Linked DNA regions of Mus musculus: regions 2 and 3 are each linked to region 1. Evidence: chromatin contacts called from ENCODE POLR2A ChIA-PET data. All regions are on one chromosome and are shown on one strand. The core of a region is the stretch at or near the end of the contact, and the rest is flanking DNA. Distances in the headings are between cores, read along the strand shown.

Region 1 (4,756 bases), core at 1,610-4,109:
TCCCTACCCCACACCCTGCACCCCAGATACCCTTCCCCTCCTCCAAACCCTACACCCGGTCTCTGGGGACTCCCCTCCTTGGGGCTCCCCCCTCGCGTGTGACTCCCAGGGCGCCCCCGGGGATTTTCTCCACCCACGAGGGTTTTGGTGGAAAGGTCGCTGGTAAACTGAGGCTAGCGAAGCAGGGGAGCCCTGGGATGGGCCGGGTAGTTTCGTTTTGGAGAGAGATGCAGCGGGTGCCAAGGCTTCCAGGGTGTTTCCTACTGTTGATTTTAAGCTTGGGGAAAGAATGAAAAAGCATTTTTTTCCCTTTGTGCATCCACAGAGCCCATCCCAGGAACAAGAGACCTAGGGTGCGTCCCCAGGGGAGGACAGGGATCATCCCCCACCCCCCAGAGGCCCCCAGCTGAGCCGCCTCAGGCGTTCTCACCACCTCTCTGGTCTTTCAATTGAGAGGTGGCAGGTCAGTAGGGTGGGGACGGAGATTGCAGTCCTCTTCCCGACGTTCTCAGACCCGGGCTCCAGCACGGTGGGTAACAGTGGGGGATGGGCCGCCAGGTTTCGTAATAAACCCGCGTCTTAATTGCTATGAAGCTGGAGTTGGGTGGTGGCGCCTACAGCAGACGGCAGCAGCGTCTAGAGCTGCTGAGCTCAGAGCTCCTAACAAGGGTTGGTGGCCCATGGCGCGACACAGGGTAGGCAGAAGGGGCCGGTGGGAGCGGGGGTAAAATACAACGAGAACACGAAGGCTTAACGAGTTTATTGGAATGTCTCTGTAGTAGAAATTTTTAAAAATATGCAAGCGATCTGTCTTGCTCAGCACAATATTAAAAATAGATGTGCTGTAGCTGCGAAGTCCCGGGCTCGAGTCCCGGGTCCCGCGGCGAGGGTCGTCGCCCTCCGCTGACTTATGCACAGTTCACTGTCCCGCAGGGTGGGGGACGCCTCACCCCACCCCTGCGGCGGTGTCCAGACCGTCTGCGGCTGCGAGCAGAGGCTGGCTGCAGGACTGCCAGGCCTTGGCTCTAAAGTCTCAGTCTCCTCTTGCCTGAGGTGCCCTCCTTCCGACCTCGGCGACCACCTGTGGTGCTGCTCCTGGCTCCACAGCCCAGAGGGCGGGCGGGCGCACGTGCCCCTCTCCTCATCTCAGTCTCGGTGACTCCGCCCCTCCCAGAAGGTATCACGGGTAGGGTAGCCTTTGAGGGATTGTTCTGGGGGATGAGGGGGCTGTCAAATATGTATTTTATTTACTTTTTTTAGGGGACAGCAACTCGACAGTTGCTTTAGATGTTTGGAGTGGGTCTCAGCGTTCCTCTAGAGAGATATAGGGGACCCATTGGTTATTGCCTCTGCTCTCTTCACAGTAACTGGCCACCTCCACCAAGCCTTGGCTTTTCCAGGAATCTGTATGACAGTTCTGTTGGAGGGAGAAAAAGAAGGGTTTAGTGGGAGTTCTAGGAGTTAGGTAGGGAGCCTCTGTTCAGCGCCAGGGGCCCTACTGGGGAAAAACAGGCTGGCTCAAAATAGCTGCCAGGGTGACTAGGCAGCCCACGGGACATGCCAAGCATGGCTGGGCACTGAGCTGGTGCTGGACCAGCCAGCCCAGCTATGTTGACAAACACGGGACCCAGGTGACCAGGACGGGTGGGTGGGGCGGGGAGAGAGAGAGACAGAGACGTGGGGGGGGGGAGGGCTCACCGTGACCAGGAGGCAGTGCAGGTCTCGGGCTTCGGTTGTGCCCAATGTCTCCGCCGGCTCCCCCAGGAGCTGCGCCAGCCTCTGCATGCCTGATACCCGGACGATGTCAATGTCATTGTCGCAGCAGAACGACTGGATCAGGGTGAAGTGAATCTGCAGAGCGATATCATCCTCCTCTTCTTCGTCTATGGCCAGGAGGCACAAGACCACGCTGTCGGGGTCCCTGCAGGAGAGAAGGAGTGTCAGGGGGTCGTCAGACCAGGAGCGGGTGTCACCGTGCACGGGGTGGGATAGGGGGATATGAGCTCCAGGAACCGCAGGCGGGAAGGGTGGACAAGACCCATCGTGCATCAGGAGTGTATATAAGAACAGCCCCCCAGCCGCAGTACTGCACGGGTGCTGGGGTGGCCGACTATGCAAATACTGATGGCGGTGGGGGAGGAAGCACATAGTCCAAAGTTACTGGGGTTGCCTTGTCAAAACAAAAAACACAAAACCTCAAACTTGCGAAGTCAGGGTTCTGCAGCGACTCTCTTTCCTCCTCCCCAAAAAAAATTCTCTGAGAAATGTCGCCCTCCACTCCCCAAAACCGAGAGCGCTGGGAAAGTCCCCCAAAGCCCCGAGCCCTATAGGGATGTTGGAGCGCGCGTGCATCAGAGGGGCGCCCCCACCCACGCCCGAGAAAGGGGGGTGCTGACTCACACATTCATCAGTTTGGCCGCCTCGTACACCCCCACGGTGAGGCGATCCTGACGCTGCGCGGCCACCAGCAGCTGCTCCACCGCGGCAGTCACCGCCTGCATCCTAAAAGGCCAAATGGGGAGATTAGCCGATGACAGCCCCGCAGACCTCAGGCGGCGGGCGAGAAGACCTCAGCCTCTGTTGTACTCACTTCTGAACCGCGTTGTCGCTCGCCACCAGCTCTTCCAGGGTCATGATGCAGTCACACTCCACAGCGGACCCCCACGGAAGATCCCCAAGAGCAAAGTACAAGTCCAGATACGAACCCAAGAGGCAAAAAAACCTTCCCGTGCGACCAGAAGTGTCGGAGGCCTTCCGGAGGCGGTGGGACTTCCCTTCCCAAGAAAAAAGTAGGGGTAAAAAGAAGATTGCAAAATCCCCCTCGAAATTAATCCAAGAAGACAGAGATGAACGCAGACCCAGGGTTGCTGCGGAGTGAGCGCGCGGGCGCTGCGAGCGGTTTATATGACTTCCCGGGTGGAGGCGTGGCCACTGGAGGCATGCGCTTTCCACCCATTGGTAGATGCACAAAGGGCCGAGTATCCCGCGCTGAGATTGGCTGGAGATGGAAAGGGCGGAGCTCGGAGCTCCGGCGGCCCCACGTGGGGGTCAGGGCTGGGAGGAGCGTGAACGCCAGCAGCGGCGACAGCTAGAAAAGCCAGAGAGCTCTAGAGAGAGAGCTCTAGAGAGAAAAAAAAAAAAAAAAAAAAAAAAAAAAAAACCACAGAAGTTTCTCTCCTGATTTCCCGGCAGCCGCGCTACGCAGGCCGCGCGCGGGGTTTCCAGCGCGAGAGGCTGGCCTGAACTTTCGGGGAGGGCTGTCTGGAATCCCCTCGCTGTCCCCGGAGAGTCCCTAGCCTTTCCCAAGCTCTGAAAGAAGGGATGTGCATGCGCCAGGAGGCTTACTAAGTGTTCTGCCGGCCTTGTAGAGTTGGAGAGTGTTTAAATAACGTCTAGGGTATACAGTAAACGTTTGGTAAGTTTGAGGACGGTGGGATCCTCTCCCCAAAGTGAGAACTACCAAGGCACCCTAGCATCGCCAGCACGAAGGTGCTTTGAGAACGCTCAGCCCTCTAAGGCCAGGGTCGCGGGAGGAGAGGCACACAGGAAGCTTCCTAGTGGTCGTGGTAGGTGGCTTGGCGGTGCCCCAGGGGTCCTGGCTGCAGAGCACTAAGGGATCGCAGGGGGAGAGATCCGGAACCCTTTCTCCCTCCTCCCGGCACCCCGAGAATTTCACGTGTGCACGGGAGGCGCAGGTGAAGAGCCCTCCAGACGCTCTGCGGAGTGACCCTGCCCCCTGCCGGCTGCCTCACCGTCTATCCTCAGATCGATTCGCCACACTTAACCCCTGAGGGGGAAGCCAAGTGGCAAAACCCGAAGGGTACTGACCCGGGGAGAGGTGACTGAAAGGCAGCCGCTCTTATGTCCCTGGCATTTTTGTAGTGCGTAGCATGAAGCACAAGCCCCTTCTTCCACGCGTGTCATTTATCTTTCCAAGATTTGTCAGGCAAAGGAATTGATATCTGCATTATGCAAAATGGAAACTGAGGCTTCCAAGGGCGTTCCAAGCCACAGCTTGAGGGCTGGTAGTCGACAGCAAGGACACGAGCGAGGCAGATAGACCCGCGTGGGATTCTCCCACGGTGCACGGGGGCTCCCGGTGAATCACCCTGAGTCGCCTCCTCCGCCAGCCTGGGTCCTGGCCTCGGCCGCGCGGCTCGGTTCCCCGGATCCCCGGATCCCCCGATCCCGGGTCTGGTGACGCATCCTGCTTCCTCCGCGCCACCCACCCAGCATGCGAAATGTCCCTGGCGTGAGAGGCGCGGCGGCGACACCTGGTGGCCTCATGAGGTCTCTGCTCACGCAGCTTCCGGAAAGGGAGGGGGAGAGAACACTTGGAATGATTTTTTTTTTTTTTTTTTTTTTGAGACAGATTTCTCTGTATAGCCCTGACTGTCCTGGAACTCACTCTGTAGACCAGGCTGGCCTCGAACTCAAGAGATCCGCCTGCCTCTGCCTCCCTAGTGCTTGCTGGGATTAAAGGCGTGGGCCACCACTGCCCAGCGATTTTTTTTTTATTAATTTTTTTTTCGATGCTGGTGATGAATCCAGGACTTCGTGATGCCTAGCAAGCTCATCACCAATATCTACATACCGCTATAGCCCAACCTGGAATAATCTATACATACAGTATTTTAAATATCAAACATGAAGGGCAAGACATCCTCCACAGGATGGAGGGTTCGAGCTGACTCCTGCGAATTGTCTTCTGATCTCCGTACCTACTCCAAAGTGTACTGTGTCCTCACACACAAAT
Region 2 (4,756 bases), core at 1,566-4,065, 150 kb after region 1:
GCCAGTGCCTCTGCAGCCACCGCCGCCACCACCTCTGCAGCCACCGCCGCCACCACCACTGCTGCCGCCGCCGCCGCCACCACCACCACCGCCGCTGCCACCACCACCACCACCACCACCTGATCTGGCAACTCACCGCCCTCTCAGCACGGCTGGGCAGCACCACGCTGGCCAGTGGGATGCTGACCGGCAGCTTGTTGGGCTGCACTGTGCTGAGTGGAATGCTAACAGGTAGGCTGGTGATGGTCTCCCCGTGGCTGCTGTAGGCACGCTCCTTCACACCCTGCCAATAGATAGCCATGTGTCACCCAGACCTGGATGGGAGCTCAGCCACAGACCCACTACACAGCTATATCCTCAGGTCATGGGCTGGTAGCTCCTGCAGGGCCTTGTGTGCAGTTGAGGACAGTGCACACTTCCCAGATTCTTCTTCCCGCCTGTTTGAGACCTGTCACTGTGGACTGCCAAGCCTCACAAGGACCCTGCCCATTCCTCCCAAACTTCATTCCATCTCTGTAAATATAGTGGAGACCCCAAACCCTTGGTCTCACTCCAGATGCTCCAAGCAACCTGTTCCTGGAACCCTGTCCCAATGTCCACCAAGGACACCCGAGGGAGGCTCTGACACACTCAACTGCAACCACGTCCCAAGGCCTGGGAATACCAGTCGCCACCTCTTCCCCAGGGCTCTAGAGTACTCTCCACACATCCTACAGACAAGGATGCCCTTGGGCACAGTGCACTGCAGTTGCCTCATCCACTCCTCACACAGGAAGCTTCTCTGGAGCAGCCCTTACCTTCTCACTACCTTTCTCGGAGGTGAGGGGCGAGGTTGCCGGGGAGGCCAGTGGTGGATCCTGGGGGCTGAGCTTCATGCTGTTGGACAAGCCAGGGCTCTGGTAGGGAAGGCTGCTCTCCTTGGGGTGCTCTGGCCTGCAATGAAAGGCCGGTCACTCTGCCCATGCCCAGCAGGCACACGGCAGCAATGGTGACAGAGCCACTACGTGCACTTGTCCTCACCGAGGGTGTGGCTCACTGGTAGCTGCTTTGCTAGCCCCAGTGTGGTCCTGGCTCAGGTGCCGCCTCAACACAATCTTGGCAGGTGACAACCGGGTGTAATCAGGCAAAGCCAGGCCAGACAGCTTTTCTAGCCGAGGCCGGCCACTGTGGCTAGGGGTACAAGGTACGACCTCCTGGTCCAAGGGAGAGGCCAGGTACTGGGGTGTGTTCTGCTTGGATGATGGCCGACTAGCTGCATTGCAGAGCTCATAGCTGGCAGCATGGCCGTTCATGGACAGCTCAGGGCTCATGCTGCTGAGGTGTGGCAGGGAGATCTTGGCACAGTCCAGCTCAAGGCGTAAGCGCCCAGCATCAGCCTCCAGCTCTCGGCCCAGGGCACCCTTGCCACGCAGATGCAAAGACAAAGCATCATCTGGTGGTACACAGGACTTTAACTGCAGGAGCTCCTGCTGGCGCTGGGTCTTCTCGAGCTCCACGATGCTGATCTAGAGGATGGGAGGGGTGTCACAGAGCAGCCAAGGCTCCACCCAGCAGGGTAGGTGGCACATGGTGGTCCAACGACACGTACACCCCTGCTGTCCACCATCACAGATGCCTTTCTGAGGGTGAAGATGGGGTCTGATGCAACACACCAATACCCTACCTGCAGCTCCAGGCAGTGCCGCTGCTTCTCTGAGATCTGGCTCCTCAGGGCCTGCTTCTCTTTCCGCAGGTTCTCCAAGGACAGTGTGGACCAGTCAAGCCTCAGCTCCTCACACCGGGCCCTGAGCTATGGGTACATGAACAGGAAGTCTCAGTAGCCAAAGGGAGCAAGGGCCAGGCTCTCTGGACAGTGCAATGGATCCTTCCCACAGTTGTAGCACATAGTATCAACACCCAGCCACAAACAAGCAATGTAATAAAGGCCAATATGACCTTTACAGGACCATGACAAGATGGAAAAGAGTCCCTGGCCTGATCCTTGCTCAGCCCAGCAAATCTGGTGCCAGAGCACACCTCTGGGCCAGTGAGTGGGCAATCAAGTCCTCCCTCCACCCCACACGTGCGCAACCAGCAGCGGCAGGCCCCCCTGCACACACCAGCCGCAGGCTCTGGCTCCGAAGCTCGCTGTTGTCCTTCTCCAGCTGTTCCGACTGTTCCCGCAGCTGCTGGTTGTGGGCAGAGATTTCCTTCTGGGCCTGAATCAGGTCATTGTAGGTCAGCGCCTTCACGCCCAACTGGGGATGAGGACAAAGCATGGTGAGTAGAGTCCCAGTTTATAGGAACAAAAGAGATGACAGCTACCCTACAGCTCTGACCCGAGTATAGCCAAGGCAATTCCATATCAGTACTTCCATAAGGACAAGGGACGCTATCTTTGGTTGCCCCACCAAACCCTGGGTCAGGTTCTGCTGAAGTGGGCGGGCGGGCGGCCTCACGTCACCTCATCCAGCTTCTGCTGGAACAGCCTGCGGATTTCTTCCTTTTGGGCCTGGCAATGGCCGAAGAGCTGCTGGGCTGTGCCCAGGAGCTGTGTGTTCTTCTCCTGCAAGAGAGGACAGGAGAAGGTGACCACAGAGCCCCCAGGCAGCCCTATGTTGAGAACTGACATTAAGGCAGAGCCTGCGCACCTTCTCCTGGTCCAGAAGCTGCTGTAGGTTAGCCTTGTACTGCGGGGTCTTTGTATAAGCCAGGAACTGCAGGTACTGGATTCTGAAGGACTCTGGAGGCACACACACAGCACAACATGTAAAGAAAGGCTGGTGCAGGAGTGGGAGGCAGCAGACACAGGGAGGCTATTGGGCCCTGGCTTGCTGCAGGTCCATTCTGCTGTACTTTCAGCTTTTCTCACAATGTGGGAGGTTTCCTCCTGGCAGAATGGGCAACCCTAAACCCTGAAAGCAGATCTCTCCTTCAAGTAAGGGATTTTGTCAGCCTTCCCTGTGCAGTGAGGGTCCCCCTCCCCCCCAGACAGGGTTTCTCTGTAACCCTGGCTATCCTGGAACTCACTTTGTAGACCAGGTTGGCCTCAAACTCAGAAATCCACCTGCCAGGATTAAAGGCGTGCGCCACCACCACCTGGCTTACAGTGAGTTGTTCTATACAGAGCTCCCCAAGTACTGATGGGACACACAGGTCCCCAGATGTGGTCCAGGATGCCTGAGGTAAGTTGGTCTCAGCTACTCACAGGAGCCAACATAAGCCAAAGTAAGCCAGGCCATACAGCAAGTGGGCTTGACTGGGGCCCCACCACTTGCACAGCCCCCACAGAATGGCTTCAATGTCAGAGCTATGACCCACCTAAAAGCTTCTGCAGCGCAGGTGGGGTGGGTGCCACTAGCAGTGGGTTGGGTGAGTGCAGCTGCGTGCTTGGAGGTAGCTGGTAGAATGGGCTGTGAGGTGCCCTGTACGCATCTGCAAGAGAGAGAAGAGTCCCCGTCAGCTACCAACCATGGTCCCACACTACTGTGGGCAACAAACTTGTCAAATCTGGGGTTTGAAACAGCTATGGGATCCAAATCCACACTGAGCTCCTCCTGGTTTGTAGTATCAGGCCTGGCACATGGCAGAGTCCCATAGTCACATGAATGGGGACTCACACCCCTGCAATGCAGAAAAGAAAGAGGCTTACCCTGGGGTGAGGCTGAGGGTGGGGCTGGGGGCGGAGAGTGCAGGAGATCCAGTGTGCTTTGGCTCTTCTTAGACTTGCGTTCGGCACTGGCAGCACTCATTTTCTTGGGCCGCCCACGTTTCCGGCCAGCCATCTTTCTCCCTTTCTTGTTCAGTTTCTTCTTCCGGGCTTTGGAGGGAGATGGCTTTTTGACAGTAGCCACACCTGATTTTTCTTCCTCAGCACCAGAATCCTGGAGAACACAGACAGGCAGGTAAGGGTCACAGCAGGAGTGCTCACAAGACCATAGGCTGAGGCACCCCAGCCACCTAGCAGCCCTGTGCCCTGTGCTGGACGGACATGCTGGACAAGGAGCCTATCTCACCGCGGGGGCCTCAGTGGCAGCTGCTTTGCTCTCAGGGACTTTGGTGGGCGTGGTCGCATTGCTCTTGTTCTCTCGCTGCTGTCTTCGCCTAGCTGCCTCCTGCTCCTCCTGAAAGGAAGTGCTGGGTAAGTGTCCAGAACACAGGATGATCCAACTCTGCTCCAGCACGAATGAAGTAGCTACATACACAAGACACTTGGGAGAGTCTCAATGCATGACTTGGGTCCCACAGCCCCTCTGTGGGGAAGACATGAGCCTGTCATGGTGTGATGGCCCAGGATTACCCTACACTGATAGCTGCAGGACCACATGGCAATGAAAGCTCATGGGACATGCCAACCAACAGAGAGGCCCAACTGCGCCACTCAGGACAGATATGGTCCCCCAAAGAGCTAGGCCAAACCACACATTAAAGACCTATGTCCTCTTGGCACAACACAGCCACTCTGACTTGAACCCAGCTGCTCTGGCCTTCATGAGGTGCACACCTGAATGCCCTTGTGGAATCAGCTGAGGACACACACTGGTTACAGGCGCTAGGCTGCTGTGGGATGCACTCCTTGGTGGCAGTGTACCTGCCTGTAAGGTGCCTACACTCCTGTACCACCGACAGCTCAGCACTTCACCCGGCAACAGCTGCTAGAGTGTTAGGCTCTGCTCTTAGTGTCCATGTACAGTGAACACATCTTGGTTTACATCTCCCCAGGGAAAGGCACACAATAGCCCACCTCTATATGTCCCTGAGGAGAGCCTGTCTCAGC
Region 3 (4,756 bases), core at 827-3,326, 130 kb before region 1:
GTGTCAATTCGATAGTTAAAACTAATCTGATGAGATAAAGATCAGAAATCACAGGTTGTAAGAGGGTTTCATTATGTCAGTACCCTTTCCCTGTAAAGGGAATTTTTGGCAAGATTTCTAGAAAACAGTATGTTTTCACCCTGGAAAGAAGAAAAGTCTTAAAGAGTTGGTAATTGCCCTGGAATTCTCTGATAGAGAATGGCATCAGTTCCTGTGAAGGTGGCAACATCTTCTCTCCTCTCACGTCCCTCACAGCTTTTCTATCCTGACTTATTGCACACCTCACATCCCTAACCAACCCAGGACACTAAGTTTGGTAATTATAACTACGCCATGTCAAAGGTGGGGTGTGTGCAGAGGATTGGCAGGATCACAGCATATCATATCAGCACTTGGACACTGATGCAGGGGGATGGACAGAGTTCTTGCTTTTCTTTTCTGCTTCCAAGACAGGGTTTCTCTGTGTGGCCCTGGCTGTCCTGGAACTCACAGAGATCCTCCTGCCTCTGCCTACTGAGCGCTGGGATTACAGGCCTGTGCCACCATGGCCCACCTGGAATTCCATAAATTTAAGGTCAACCTGAGCTACATAGTAAGACATGGTAAAATGAAAATAGGAGAGATAGTTCAATGGTTAAGAGTACATATTGCAAACTGGGTAGTGCAGTTTTAGCCCAACCTTGCCTACGGTATGAGACCCTGTCTCAAAGAAAATAAAAAAAGTAGAGTACATACAGCTTTTGCAGAGGGCCTGAATTGCACTGCACCCAACTCTAGCCTTGGGGATTCCATGCCCTCTTCTGATTTTTATAGGCACTGTATTCCCATGCAGACACCCACACATAGACATCCACATAATTCAAAAGTAAAGATAAGTTGGTTTTATTTATTTTTATTTATTAATTTTTTTTTTGGTTTTTCGAGACAGGGTTTCTCTGTATAGCCCTGGCTGTCCTGGAACTCACTTTGTAGAGCAGGCTGGCCTGGAACTCAGAAATCTGCCTGCCTCTGGCTCCCGAGTGCTGGGATTAAAGGCGTGCGCTACCACGCCCGACCTGTTTTTATTTTTATTTTTATTTTTTTATTTATTTTTGGTTTTTTGAGACAGGGTTTCTCTGTGTAGCCCTGGCTGTCCTGGAACTCGCTCTGTAGACCAGGCTGGCCTCGAACTCATCCCGAGTGCTGGGATTAAAGGCGTGGGCCACCACGCCCGGCTCCTGTTTTTATTTTTTGAGACAGGTTTTTCTGTGTAGCTTTGGCTATCCTTTGTAGACAAGGCTTGCCTCAAACTCACCGCGATTCCCCCGCCTCTCCAGTGCTGAGATTAAAGGCGAGCACCACCACTGTCTGGCTGCTAATCTTTGTTTTTCTTTTAGGCATCAGAAAGAAGTTGGGGTGTGCAAAAGATAAGTTTGTAAATAGGTTTTAAATATAAAAATAAGTGAAGTAGATTGTTTAGTGGTTAATCACACTTACTGCTTTCACAGAAAGTGGGATATGCCAGTTTCCAAGATGGGCGAAGTGGATGAAGAGTTCCGGGCCAGGCTGGGCTCGTAGTATTGTCATTTTAAAAAAAGGAAAAAGAAAAAAAAAATTACGAAAACAGGGGGCTGGTGAGATGGCTCAGCAGGTAAGAGCACTGACTGCTCTTCCAAAGGTCCTGAGTTCAAATCCCAGCAACCACATGGTGGCTCACAACCATCCACAATGAGATCCGATGCCCTCTTCTGGTGTGTCTGAAGACAGCTACAGTGTACCTACATATAAAAATAAATAAATCTTTAAAAAAAAAAATTACGAAAACAGAACCAAAAACTTCATAGCATCAGTTAGTGGCTTTGATTCAGATTTGTCTTGCTGAAAGCAGCTAGATCACGTGACAGACTCCATACCACGTGGTCTGCCTTGGTGCCTCAGGGGTCCGCCGCCGCCCCACCGTGCTTTAGGCCTGACCCGCTTGGTGACTGTCAGACTAACTTCCGGTTTTCCTGATGCCTCCAGAGGGCAGTTTCCATAACAACCAGCTTGTGACCCCCCTCTTCGCGTGACGTCACTTCTGTTTTAGAGCGAAGGGTGCACTTGAGCGCATGCGCAAAAGGAAACCTACACAGGAAATGGTTTTTTTCTGCGCAGGCGTCTTGGTCCTGAGGGCGGAGCTTGGCTGCGCCGCGGTGCGCAGGCGCAGCCGTCGGTGGGTCGGGTCTTCGGTCGACTGAGAGGTGAGGCTGGGGGCTCCGCCGTGCCCCGTATGGGCGTCGGGGGTCTGTGGGTTTAGCTTCGCTGTGCTCGGGAGCCCCTGGGACAAAGGTGGCTTGTGATCCGGACTTCTGCTCTCTTCGGGGTCACGTGAGCGGGCGGCGCAGAGAGGAAACTGAGGCAGACAGCGTCCCAACCCACCCCCACCCCTCGTCGCTTTTTCTCACGAAAAGGTCAGCGTTTAGGTGTGTGTGGGGCGGATCTCAGTTTTCTCGGGGCCCCTAAGGTCTAAGACCCTCTTACATTGCCATTCCTCACCCTGGTGACCTTGCTTAGCCTGTTGCCTGCCCACAGCCTCAGTTTTCCTCTTCTGTACAATGGACGTTGTCACCATTGTCTGAGCAGTTGTGGGTGCTCCTTCCCATTGGGAGGGTGTGTTTGATTTTGGTGCCAAAGGTAGGTAGTGTGTGGGTTTGAAGGGCAGAGGGCCAGCTGTGCATGCTAGGGCAAATAGCTTGACCTCTCTGAGGAGGAGTTTTCTTAAAACAATGGTAAGGCAGGTGTGCTGACACATGGGCAGAGGCAGGAGTATCGTGGGACTTCCATGCTAGCAAGGACTACATACTTTGTCTCAGAAAACGAAACAACCAAAAGCAAAGACTCGAGCAAATAGTCTAGAACTTTGGTCCACAACCTATAATCCAGTCTTTCAATTGAGAGGGGGAGACAGCTGGATCGCGGGGAGTGAGTTCAGGCCCAGCCTTGGATACCTAACACGGTGGAGGTAGCTGGACCACAACGTGAGACCCTGTCTGAAAATGAAATCGACATAATTAATAGTTTGTTTGTTTTGAGACAAAGTCTTTATCTGTCTCTGGCTGTCCTGGAACTCACTATGTGAGCCAGGCTGGCCTCAGCGCCACCTCTGCCAGGACTGTAGGTGCCACCACCTCATCTGGCATCATAATTAACGTAAAAAGGATGTCAGTCTGGGCCCGTTTAGTTGTAAGCTGGGCTTGCTGGCTGTCATCCCAGCTTGTAGGAGGCTGAATCGGGAGGATGGAAGTGAAGTTCAAGGCTATGTTGGGCTACATGGTGAAATCCTCTTGTCTCAAAAGCCAGGTTGTAGTGGTGTCCGACTTTGATCCCAGCACTCAGGAGGCAGAGGCAGGAGGAGCTCTCAGAGTTCGAGGCCAGCCTCTGGTCTACAGAATGAGTTCCAGGACAGCCAGGTTGCAGAGTGAGACCCTGTCCTGAAAAACCAAAACCAAAAATGAAATGTTAGCAACAACAAAAACAAAGAAAGTCAGTTGAAATTGTTATGTCTCTGTGTCTGTCACCTGGACATTAATTGTCCTAAGGTCCATTAGCAGAGGTCTGTTAGCCTCTGTGGTGGCTGGTGAAGGCACACGTTCCCCACCAGTTGATTGAGATGACTTTCCTGTTTTGTCCCTCTGTGGTCATTTATTTGATCAGTCTTTCCTTTTATTGGTCATTCTCATCCACAGGGACAGTGTATGGGGATGTTTGTGATCGGTGTGACTGAAGGGGCTTCTGATGTGACACTGACACTGGGTGGGGGTCAGGAACATTGCCCACAGAACAGTGCTTCTGTTGGGGAAACAACTCAGTGAGCAACATGCTTGGCATGAGGGTCTGAGTTCAATTCCCTGTGGATTCCCCATGGAAAAAGCTGGGTGAGAGTGCTGGGGGCACTTGTAATTTCAGTGTGTGTGTGGGGGAGCACAAGATAGGCAGATACCGGGCTCTCTGCATAGCCTGCCTAGTCCCAACATCAGCTCCGTGTCCCAGGGACAGACACTGCCTCTAAAACATGACATGCTGCCTGGAGGGAGTATACTCACTCTTGATCTACCTTTAGTTTCCACATGTGTATGGACACACACACACACACTACACACACGCACACTACACACACATACACATACTACATCACACATTCACTCACATATACACACACAGACACCTCACACATACACACACCACATACTCACATAGACACACATTCACATAGACACACACCACACACTCACATAGACACACACAAATACATGCGCGCGCGCGCGCACGCACGCACACAAACACACACACACACATTGATGCTACTGGTAGCCGATAATGAAGCATGCCTTTAATTCTAGCACTCCAGAGGCAGACATGGGCGGATTGCCTTAAGTTTGAGGCTAGCCAGCTGTGCATACTGGGCTCTGGTGTTAAAATGGAATCCGAGCCCAGTGGCTCCTCACCGCTGAGGCCTCTGTATAGGTTGTATGGGTCCCGAGGTTGTGTGTGCATCCCATTTCTCGGGGTAAGGGATTGCCTACTGGATTAAGTACCTGGAGCCGCTGTCTGAGGTCCCAGCTGGTACTTCATGGCAGGGTGTTGGCACCACAATGAACCATACTCCAAGCCTTCTTGGTGTTTCGTTTTGAGACGGGGCCTCCTGCATCCCAGGGCTTCCTGTGTGCCGAGTGACACTCCACCCATTGGGACTTGGCCCAGGCAGCTACACTGGAGTCCTCAGCACAGAGTTGGACTC

Evidence for each region. ChIA-PET counts read pairs that join two places held with the same protein, here RNA polymerase II (POLR2A).
Region 2: POLR2A ChIA-PET joins it to region 1 with 12 read pairs in embryonic stem cell. The contact joins the enhancer-like site here to the promoter of Gadd45b in region 1. POLR2A ChIA-PET finds 5 or more read pairs at or near these places in 3 of 5 experiments (Patski and embryonic stem cell).
Region 3: POLR2A ChIA-PET joins it to region 1 with 15 read pairs in embryonic stem cell. The contact joins the promoter of Sgta here to the promoter of Gadd45b in region 1. POLR2A ChIA-PET finds 5 or more read pairs at or near these places in 4 of 5 experiments (Patski and embryonic stem cell).

What each region holds. Positions count from the first base shown.
Region 1 is chr10:80,928,194-80,932,949 of GRCm38, reverse strand. It overlaps Gadd45b (growth arrest and DNA-damage-inducible 45 beta), which reads right to left and starts at 2,859. Exons shown (of 4, transcript NM_008655.1): 1 at 2,591-2,859; 2 at 2,401-2,502; 3 at 1,699-1,921; 4 at 746-1,417. The coding sequence starts at 2,634. The coding sequence ends at 1,304.
Region 2 is chr10:80,782,531-80,787,286 of GRCm38, reverse strand. It overlaps Dot1l (DOT1-like, histone H3 methyltransferase (S. cerevisiae)), which reads right to left. Exons shown (of 28, transcript NM_199322.2): 13 at 3,996-4,103; 14 at 3,632-3,863; 15 at 3,301-3,414; 16 at 2,631-2,722; 17 at 2,444-2,545; 18 at 2,100-2,237; 19 at 1,664-1,789; 20 at 1,021-1,505; 21 at 798-933; 22 at 137-283. Among named protein-coding and RNA genes, the nearest start is that of Plekhj1, 14 kb to the left of the region's middle. Within about 2 kb of position 2,815, at least 1 of the 3 ENCODE cell types and tissues checked has a DNase peak (open chromatin) inside an H3K27ac peak, as active enhancers do.
Region 3 is chr10:81,057,591-81,062,346 of GRCm38, reverse strand. Sgta (small glutamine-rich tetratricopeptide repeat (TPR)-containing, alpha) reads left to right here and starts at 2,076. Exons shown (of 12, transcript NM_001358550.1): 1 at 2,076-2,219.